2 separate regions of the Homo sapiens genome follow, and region 2 is linked to region 1. Evidence: chromatin contacts called from ENCODE POLR2A ChIA-PET data. All regions are on one chromosome and are shown on one strand. The core of a region is the stretch at or near the end of the contact, and the rest is flanking DNA. Distances in the headings are between cores, read along the strand shown.

Evidence for each region. ChIA-PET counts read pairs that join two places held with the same protein, here RNA polymerase II (POLR2A).
Region 2: POLR2A ChIA-PET joins it to region 1 with 10 read pairs in WTC11. The contact joins the promoter of EIF1 here to the enhancer-like site in region 1. POLR2A ChIA-PET finds 5 or more read pairs at or near these places in 2 of 52 experiments (WTC11 and naive thymus-derived CD8-positive, alpha-beta T cell).

What each region holds. Positions count from the first base shown.
Region 1 is chr17:39,483,434-39,488,715 of GRCh38, forward strand. The region is part of intron 2 of CDK12 (cyclin dependent kinase 12); the gene reads left to right. Among named protein-coding and RNA genes, the nearest start is that of CDK12, 25 kb to the left of the region's middle. Within about 2 kb of position 3,083, at least 3 of the 41 ENCODE cell types and tissues checked have a DNase peak (open chromatin) inside an H3K27ac peak, as active enhancers do.
Region 2 is chr17:41,686,798-41,692,079 of GRCh38, forward strand. It overlaps EIF1 (eukaryotic translation initiation factor 1), which reads left to right and starts at 2,088. Exons shown (of 4, transcript NM_005801.4): 1 at 2,088-2,272; 2 at 2,981-3,144; 3 at 3,291-3,392; 4 at 3,985-5,282. The coding sequence starts at 2,242. The coding sequence ends at 4,029. RefSeq lists enhancers at 1,789-2,697, 2,683-2,772, 2,698-3,606 and a silencer at 1,913-2,302.

The DNA.
Region 1 (5,282 bases), core at 1,833-4,332:
TTTGTACTTTTTTGTAGAGATGGAGTTTGACTGTGTTGTCCAGGGTAGTAGAACTCCTAGACACAAGGAATACACCTTCCTTGGCCTTCTAAAGTGCTAGGATTACAGGCATGAGCCACCGTGCCTGGTCTGAAATCATGTTTTAAACAACCAACTTCAAGGGGAAGGAGATAAAGGATTATATTTAAAGTAGTTTACGCTGTTAAAATGGGCAAATTATCTCATTGAAAAATTTAGTGTTTTTTAAACAGTTACAATTTATTTATTTATTTATTTATTTATTTATTTATTTATTTATTTTTTGAGGCGGATTCTTACTCTCATGATCCGCCTACCTTGGCCTCCCAAAGTGCTGAGAGTACAGGCGTGAGCCACCACCCCTGGCGTAAATATTTATAAATTTTATATTTTTTCTTTTTTTTTTGTTTGAGACAGGATCTTGCTCTGTTGCCCAGGCTGGAGTGCAGTGGCATGATCTTGGCTCACTGCAACTGCTGCCTCCAGGTTCAAGTGATTCTCATGCCTCAACTTCCCAAGTGGCTGGGATTACAGGCATGAGCTACCACACTTGGCTAAGTTTTTGTATTTTTAGAAGAGACAGGGTTTCACCATGTTGGCCATGCTGGTCTCAAACTCCTGGCCTTAAGTGATATGCCTACCTCGGCATTCCAAAGAGCTGGGACTACAGGCCGTAGTCACCATTCCTGGTCTATATTCTTTTTTTATTAACAGTATTTTTATTAGAAGTGTTTCCATTACACCCACAGATTCAGTTCAGATTCCAAAATACTATTCATATTCTAAAAGTTTGGCAGTCCTAGAGCTTGGTAGGTTTTTAAATTACACATGTATTATGAAACCTAATTACCACATGTGAATTTGTGTATAGGTATAAATGGGGAACTAGGAAATACTGATATAGTTAGGGTACATCAGCGCTTCCTGGTAGTGACTTTTCAAGTAATGACTGTGATGTATAGTATCTGCTCCCCTATGATAGACTCACTTTGCATGTACCACATGTCCGCAACCCTTTATAATACTGAGTGTCCTATGCTAAAGGTGATAATGTTAAGCATTGTAGTTTTGAGGCTGTCATTAAATTTTCAAGGTTTTTAGTACATTGGAATTTACTGAAACAGGATTTGACCTCTATTCAAATTGTATATCCTGAACTGGTAGGACATAACCTATCAAATACTCATTCTGTCTTGAAATAAACATGCTAAAAATGTAATATTTTAGAAGCAGTATACATTTTTCATACATGTTCAATATCCCTAATCCAAAAATCTAGAAATCCTCCAAAATCAGGAACATTTTTAGCGCTGACATGATACTCAAAGGAAATGCTCATTGGAGCATTTCAGTATTCAGATTTTTGCATTGAATATGCTCATCCAGTATAATGCAAATAATCCAAAATCTAAAAATTTTAAAAATTTGAAACACTCAGGCCGGGTGCGGTGGCTCACGCCTGTAATCCCAGAACTTTGGGAGGCCGAGGCGGGCGGATCACGAGGTCAGGAGATCGAGACCATCCTGGCTAACATGGTGAAACCCCGTCTCTACTAAAAATACAAAAAATTAGCCAGGCGTGATGGTGGGTGCCTGTGGTCCCAGCTACTCGGGAGGCTGAGGCAGGAGAATGGCGTGAACCCAGGAGGCGGAGCTTGCAGTGAGCTGAGATCGCGCCACTGCAGTCCAGCCTGGGCGACAGGGCGAGACTCTGTCTCAAAAAAAAAAAAAAAAAAAGTTCAGACACTCTGGTTTGAGGCATTGTGGATAAGAGAGTACCTAATCTGTATTAGTACTTTATTTGAGCTCATAAAGTAAACATTGGAGAAAACAAAAATATGAAACACAGATTGGCTGGGCATGGTGGCTGATGCCTGTGATCCCAGCACTTTAGGAGGCCAAGCTGGAGGATTGCTTCAGGTGGGAGTTTGAGACCAGAGCTTAGGCATCCCCCCCCTTTTTTTTTTTTTTTTTTTTTTGGGAAACAGAGTCTCACTCTGTCGCCAGGCTGGAGTGCAGTGGCTCAATCTCAGCTCACTAATCTCCACCTCCCGGGTTCAGGTGATTCCCCTGCCTCAGCCTCCTGAGTAGCTGGGACTAACAGGCGGGTGCCACCACGCCTGGCTAATTTTTTTTGTATTTTGGTAGAGACAGGGTTTCACAATGTTTGCCAGGATGGTCTTGATCTCCTGACCTCATGATCCCCGGCCTCGGCCCCCTAAAGTGCTGGGATTATAGGCATGAGCCACTGTGCCTGGCCCCTGTCTCTTAAAAAAAAAAAAAGCAGCTGTGGTGGTATGCACCTGTAGTCTCAGCTGCTTGGAATGTTGTAGTGGGTAGATCACTTGAGCCTCGAGGCTGCAGTCAGCTATGATTGCACCACTACAGTCCAGCTTGGGTGACACAGCAAGATCCTGTCTCCAAACAGACAAAAAACCATAGACTGAATTTATTTGAAATGATGATGACACAATTAAAATACCTTAATTTTTCTTTTTTCTTTTTCTTTTTTTTTTTTTGAGACAGAGTCTTGCTCTGTCGCCCAGGCTGGAGTGCAGTGGGGTGATCTTGGCTCACTGCAACCTCTGCCTCCTGGGTTGAAGCGATTCTCCTTCCTCAGGTTCCCAAGTAGCTGGGATTTTGGGAGTGCACCACCATGCCCAGCTAATTTTTGTACTTTTAGTAGAGATGCGGTTTCACCATGTTGGCTAGGCTGGTCTTGAACTCCTGACTTCAGGTGATCCGCCCGCTTGGCCTCCCAAAGTGCTGGGATTACAGACATGAGCCACTGCACCCTGCCTCTTTTTTTTTTTTTTTTTTTTTTCTGTGAAACAGAATCTTGCTCTGTCACTTAGACTGGAGTGCAGTGGCACAATCATGGCTCACTGCAACCTTGGCCTCCTTCCCTGGCTCAAGTGATCCTCTCGCTTCAGCCTCGATAGTAGCTGGGACCAGAAGTGCATGCCACCACTCCCAGCTAACTTTGTTTATTTTTTTTAGAGATAAGGTCTCACTATGTTGCTCAGGCTGGTCTTGAACTCCTGGGCTCAAGCAATCTTCCTGCCTTGGCTCCCAAAGTAGTGGGATTACAGGCATGAGTCACCATGCTCAGCCTGATTTTTCTTGTTCTTCTAGTGAAGCCAAACCAAGAAGAAATCTGTTTTGAATAATGAGGAATTGAGATTTGTAAAGAATATTCCGACAGTGGTTGAGAAATTACAAGTTTTTTTTCGCTGAACATCTTAAAAATTAGAATAATTTAAAAAATCTATGTTGGTGGGGTGCGGTGGCTCATGTCTGTAATCCCAGCACTTTGGGAGGCTGAGGTGGGCAGATCATGAGGTCAGGAGTTCGAGTCCAGCCTGGCCAATATGGTGAAACCCCATCTCTACTAAAAATACAAAAAACTAGCCGGGCGTAGTGGCACACGCCTGTAGTCCCAGCTACTTGGGAGGCTGAGGTAGCAGAATCACTTGAACCCAGGAGGCAGAGGTTGCAGTGAGCCAAGATTGCACCACTGTACTCCAACCTGGGCAATAGAGGGAGACTCCGTCTCAAAAAAAAAGAATCTATATTACATTGTGACTCAAAGAGTTTTCTGATAATAAGTTTTGTTTCTAGGATGGAAAAATCTGAGTGCAGATTATAATAATGTTGCATGTTCATCTCTCCCAGTATTTCAACAGAAAGTTTCAGATGATCATTATCTACTCCACTGACTATCCCAGTTCTGGTTGATGTGGTACAAACTAACCTATATTGTATTGTTCTGTCTGATTTACAAGGGATTAAAACGATAAAAATTGGCAGGAGTCAATAGCTGTTGAGATTTATGTTCTTATATTTTGAGTAAATGACATTCTTTTATGGAAAATTCACACACAAGGGTTAACAGTATTCTTTAAAAAGATACATTGCAAGAGATAGATCTTTGTGGTCTAGGAAATATTCATGCAAAGCACCAATATTTTCCTTTATAACTACCTGTCATAAAAATAGAGAAGATTGCCTGTGGTTAAGGTTCTCAGATCTTTTTCAACCATCTGATACTGTGAAGGAATAGAGAAGACCTATCTGGCCTGATTTTATTTGTAGACATGAGTTAGTCTGTTGTACTATAGATGTCTTATTTTTTCTGAGGATGTGCATGACACAATTTTTTTTTTTTTTTTTTTTTTTTTTTGAGATAAAGTCTTGCCCTGTCACCCAGGCTGGAGTGCAGTGGCACGATCTCGGCTTACTGCAACCTTGACCTCCCCAGTTCAAGCAATTCTCATGCCTCACAAGTAGCTGGAACTACAGGCACATGCCACCATGCCCAGCTAATTTTTGTATCTTTATTTAATAGAGATGAGGTTTCACCATGTTGGCCAGGTTGGTCTTGAACTCCTGGGCTCAACTGATCCGCCTGCCTTGGCCTCCCAAAGTGTTGGTATTACGGGCATGAGCCACCACACCTGGCTCTTGGCACAAAATTTCTCTACCACTTATTAATAAATTGAGATAGGCAAAAAATTGTATCTGGGCCATACGTGGTAGGAGGCGAGGCAAGAGCATCACTTGGGGAGGTCCAGGATTTTGTGACTAGCCTGGGCAATATGGCAAGACCTTGTCTCTACAAAAAATTTCAAGAATTAGCTGGGTGTGTTGGTGTGTGCCGTGGTCCCAGCTTCTTAGGAGGCTAAGGTGAAAGTGTTGCTTGAGCCCGGGAAATTGAGGCTGCAGTGAGCCATGATTGTGTCATTGCATTCCAGCCTGGGCAACAAAGTGAGTCCCTGTCTCAAAAAAAAAAAAAGATTGAAAACTGACTTTTCTGATCTATTCCTGGAAACCTATCTTTCTACAAAACCCCACTGACTACTATAATTTACTGATTACTGGGAGAGGCTTCTGCCACCAGGTGCCTTAATAATTCTGAAATAGTTGCTTGGACCCTTTTTCTTTAGATTTTTAGTTTGATGATTGTCTATTTTGGCTGGTCAGGTTTGCCTTCTGCTTTGAAGTGAACGGAATGATTCAGTATATTTTTTATTAGTTTTGACTTACAACTTAGCTATATTTCTATTTTTTTGTAAATATCTTCGGCAATTTATATTTTTTACAGGGAAAGCATTCTAAAATACTATTTCTTTTTTCCAAGATTTTTGCACCTCTTTAGCGATAGAGTAGTATTAAATTGTTGAGCTCTTCTTGTTTGTTAAATCTTTGCTAAAATGTAGAGTAAATTCGATGAACTCCACGAGTTGCAGTGATACTTTGTGAAT
Region 2 (5,282 bases), core at 838-3,337, 2.2 Mb after region 1:
ACACTCATATACATATATATATATATACACACACATACACATATATATATCAGGTACACCTAGCATTTCCTCCCTCAGAGTTTTTCTGAGTTTTCTGGTGGGCACATGCCCTGCCCCACAGTGGACTCCTTCCTACCCTCTGTCAGCCAGAATGCTGCCTCCCCAGAGGCCTTCTCTGACCACCCCATCTGAAGGAGCCTGGCCCTTTCACATCACCCTGTTTACCTCCTTTTTGGCACCTCTCACAATCTGTCATTATCCTTTTTTTTTTTTTTTTGAGACATAGTCTTGCTCTGTCGCCCAGGCTGGAGTGCAATGGCGCCATCTTGGCTCACTGCAGTCTCCTCTTCCCGGGTTCAAATAATTATTGTGCCTCGGCCTCCCGAGTAGCTGGGACTACAGGCACACGCCACCACGCCCAGCTAATTTTTGTATTTTTAGTAGAGACAGGGTTTCACCATATTGGCCAGGCTGGTCTCGAACTCCTGACCTCGGGTGATCCGCCCACCTCAGCCTCCCAAAGTGCTGGGATTACAGGCATAAGCCACAGCGCCCAGCCTCATTATCTTATTATTTGTTTAGTGGCTCTCTCTCCCGCTGGCCTTCAACTCCACAAGGGCAGTGACCCTGACTGTCAGGGACATAAACCAGCAGTCCATGGGCATGCATATTTTTGTTTGGCTTGCAGTGTTGTATCAAAAATTCAATTTATTCCTGTAATCCCAGCACTTTGGAAGGCCGAGGCAGGCAGATCACCTGAGGTCAGGAGTTCAAGACCAGCCTGGCCAACATGGTGAAAACCCATCTCTACTAAAAATATTTTTAAAAAACTAGCCGGGCGTGGTGGTGGATGCCTGTAACCCCAACTACTCGGGAGGCTGAGGCAGAAGAATTGCTTGAACCCAGGAGACGGAGGTTACAGTGAGCCGACACAGTGCCACTGCACTCCAGCCTCGGCGACAAAGTGAGACTCTGTCTCAAAAAAAAAATCAATTTATTGGCAATATTTAAAAATCAAGAGATTTTATGTAAACACCTGGATTTCCTGGCACTCTTGAAAAAGATCTAGCACAATGGGCTGGAGGTGAGCGGCCACTGCAGCCCGTAGTTCTTACTCCAGCCCCCAGTCCACCCCATTACATCACACTTGGCTGTTTGCACTCCTTGATCCTACTTACCTGCCTATCCCCGGAGGCCTTTGAGTCTAAAATTCCTGGTCTCTTTTCACCACTCTACTTACCCCTACAACTGAGTGTTGAAATAAATAAACTGAAAGCAAGAAAGGTTGACTGTTTTGAAGGAAATATTTCATCTAAACTCTAGGAAGGCTCTACTCCACACAAGCTGTGCCACATGAAGGACGCCCTCTGGTGCCAGAATTATTCTCGGGGGGGCCCAGAACCAGTTACTATACCTTGAACTCATGCCAATGAGCTGGGCACACTTTTTCCTTAGATGGATTAATCTAATCTAAATGAAAATTTTAGATCGGATTAACCCACTTTAGAATAAATCTAAATGGCAATCTAAATTATGCGGTTACCGTTTTGATTATATTATTGTATGTTGATTAATCAAAGTGCCGCCCTAAATCCCGCTGTGACTCCGTGGGTAGTAGGGTGGGTAGGTAGGTGGGTTTGACACAACGGGGATTTCTCGTGTTTGGGAGGCTCATCATCTAAATCCTCTCTAAGGAGTGTTCATTTACCATATGAAACTCCCCTTTTCGAGAAGACAGGGATGCAACAGGGTCAAGAAGGTGGAACGTACCAAAGGACACAGTGCGTAGGCGCGCTCGAAACCTGGGCCGGTATTCTCGGCACCCAGACACCGTCCACTCGCACTGCGCAGGCTCCGAGACAGATCAAGCTTTCCCTCCCCCTCCCAGCTCTCCTAGAGTCAAGAGGACGCCCTCCTGCCGCAGACTTCCTGCGCAAGCGCCATCCCATGTCCCCGCCTCCAAACCAATTGGAAGCGGCGCCGCCTGGGCGCTTGGGGCACGACGCTGTGGGTGGGGTCAGGACGTGAGGGCAGCGCGCTGGCGTCAGAGGCGCGGCTATATAACTAAACACAGGCACCGCCCCTCTGCCCCAGTCACTGAGCCGCCGCCGAGGATTCAGCAGCCTCCCCCTTGAGCCCCCTCGCTTCCCGACGTTCCGTTCCCCCCTGCCCGCCTTCTCCCGCCACCGCCGCCGCCGCCTTCCGCAGGCCGTTTCCACCGAGGAAAAGGAATCGTATCGTATGTCCGCTATCCAGAACCTCCACTCTTTCGGTAAGCTATGGGAAAGGTCGCGGGCCCGGGTGGGGCAGCGGGGCCTTCCGGGCCCGGAGACGTGTTCCGGGAAGTTGCCAAGCGCTCCGGGCCTTCGTAAGCTCGGGCAGGGGAAACTTGACCAGGGTCGCAGGGCAGCGGGATCAAGGCCTGGGCCCCGGGGTCGGACCCTGAGCGCGACCGGAAGGAGCAGGCGGTAGGTCAGCCCTTGGGCGGGCCCGGCGTCTCAGTGGCGCATTTACTAATGGCTCCTGGGCCTCCTCGGGCCACACCCGCCCCTCCCGTCACCATTGCGTCACGTCCGTTACGTCACCACCCGTTGTCACGGATCCGGAGGGAAAGGCGGTGCCAGCCCTAAGTGGCAAGCGGGTGCACCAATGGGGGTGGGAGGCTTAGCCCCGCCTCGGGAGCTCGGGTTCCGGCGGGTTGCATCAGCTGGGTGGGGCACCGCCTGGCAGCCCGGACTCCCCCGACATGTGATCGGCTTCCCAGGGAGGGCGGGAGGCCCGGGCGTTCCCCGAGCCTGGGGAAGCTGGCCGTCCCGGACTGACCTGCTCGGGGAGAGCCAGCAAAGGACACATTCGGCCTGGCCCAAGCCCTGACGATTTCAGTGTTGTTTTCTGCACGCGCAAAACACCTGGGGACCGAGGGGATGGCAGTGGCATCCTATCTTTGACAGCTCTGAACGAGCTTAACCTTTTTTTTCAGACCCCTTTGCTGATGCAAGTAAGGGTGATGACCTGCTTCCTGCTGGCACTGAGGATTATATCCATATAAGAATTCAACAGAGAAACGGCAGGAAGACCCTTACTACTGTCCAAGGGATCGCTGATGATTACGATAAAAAGAAACTAGTGAAGGCGTTTAAGAAAGTAGGTCTTCAGTGAGATTTTGGGAAAGTCATAATGGATTTGTCCACAAGGGGGTGCCAGCTGTGTTGTATGTATTGTTAGCGGAAGGGGTGATAAATGCGTTCATGCTCTTGCTAGGCCTAATTCGTTTTCCTTTGTGCTTGCAGAAGTTTGCCTGCAATGGTACTGTAATTGAGCATCCGGAATATGGAGAAGTAATTCAGCTACAGGGTGACCAACGCAAGAACATATGCCAGTTCCTCGTAGAGGTGAGTTCAGTCACTACTTGATTTGTGCCTCTCTGCTGGCAAATCTCAGATCCTGTCTGTTAGCTTCTGCTGGGGACATAAAAGTTGGCTTTGTAAGGCTGAGCAAAACCTCAGTTGGGTTTTAAAGTACATAGACTTATTTCTGTTTTATAGGAAAAAGCAGAAGGGACTTGTCTACCTTTGGTTTACTGTTTCTGTGGATCTACTTCACAGATGCAAATTTGAATAGCATATAGATGCATTGTAAAATAAGCCAAATGCTGGGTTGTTCCTGTATTTGTAAGGACATGAGTTTTTAAAAATGAATTTCCTGAGTATTAATACTAAAATACTGTTACATGATCAGCTCTTGATATAATTGAAGAGATTTCAGATACCTGATGAGTCTCATTCTCACACTAATTCAGAACCTTGGAAGGCACTGAGTGTTCAAAAAAGGTAGCTCTTAACTGAGGACCCTCTGTTGAACCATTGTGCGCACCCCTGGCTCTTGGGCAGTGTAGTAGCAGGAAGACAGGGTTGTTGCCATTAGAAATGGAGGCTTTAACTCTCCCTGTCCCCCATTTAAAACTTTGCCCTTTTGTCTTTTCAGATTGGACTGGCTAAGGACGATCAGCTGAAGGTTCATGGGTTTTAAGTGCTTGTGGCTCACTGAAGCTTAAGTGAGGATTTCCTTGCAATGAGTAGAATTTCCCTTCTCTCCCTTGTCACAGGTTTAAAAACCTCACAGCTTGTATAATGTAACCATTTGGGGTCCGCTTTTAACTTGGACTAGTGTAACTCCTTCATGCAATAAACTGAAAAGAGCCATGCTGTCTAGTCTTGAAGTCCCTCATTTAAACAGAGGTCAAGCAATAGGCGCCTGGCAGTGTCAAGCCTGAAACCAAGCAATACCGTCATGTTTCAGCCAAGCCCAGAGCCCTAAGATTACAAACAACTATGGCCGGAACCTCCTCAGCTCTCCCTCTGCAGAGTTCCCTACCCTAAGAGAATGTTACCACCTGAACAGTCCTCGGTGAATCTGAGAGGAGAGGATGGGGTAAGGCAGAAGCACCAGCTGTACTACTAGAAGGGAGCTTTTGGTGGTAGATCCCCTGGTGTCTCCAACCTGACTAGGTGGACAGAGCTCAAAGAGGCCCTCTTACCGCTAGCGAGGTGATAGGACATCTGGCTTGCCACAAAGGTCTGTTCGACCAGACATATCCTAGCTAAGGGATGTCCAAACATCAGAATGTGAGGCCAACCTTCTATCAGAGTTAAACTTTTGACAAGGGAACAAATCTCAAACTGATCCATCAGTCATGTAGCTAGCTGTAGAGCTTGCAACTTAATAGCAGCAGCTGCCCAATGCCATGTGAAGTAACAAACTGGTTTTTGGTTTTTTTTTCCCCTTCAGTTTTAATGTTATGTGTAATGTATTTAAACCCTTATTTAAATAAAACTTGTTTTCAGAAATACCTGACTTGCAGATTATTTATATATAGTCGATCTTGTGCATATAAAGGAACCATAGAAATGGGCAGTGGAGGATTCGTCCACACCCACAGCTTCTCAACGGGCCTGAATTTGGCCAAGAAAAACCTTTATGAGCTTGTCCCTCTCTGGTCAACTGGTTTTTTGTTCGTTTGTTTTTTGAGACAGGTTTGCCCTTGTTGCCCAGGCTGGAGTGCAGTGGCACAATCTCGGCTCACTGCAACCTCCACCTCAGGTTCAAGCAATTGTCGTGCCTCAGCCTCCCTAGTAGCTGGGATTACAGGCACCATGCCCAGCTAACTTTTGTATTTTTAGTAGAGACAGGGTTTCTCCATGTTGGCCAGGCTGGTCTTGAACACCTGGCCTCAAGTGATCTGCCTGTCTTGGCCTCCCAAAGTGCTGGGATTACAGGCATGA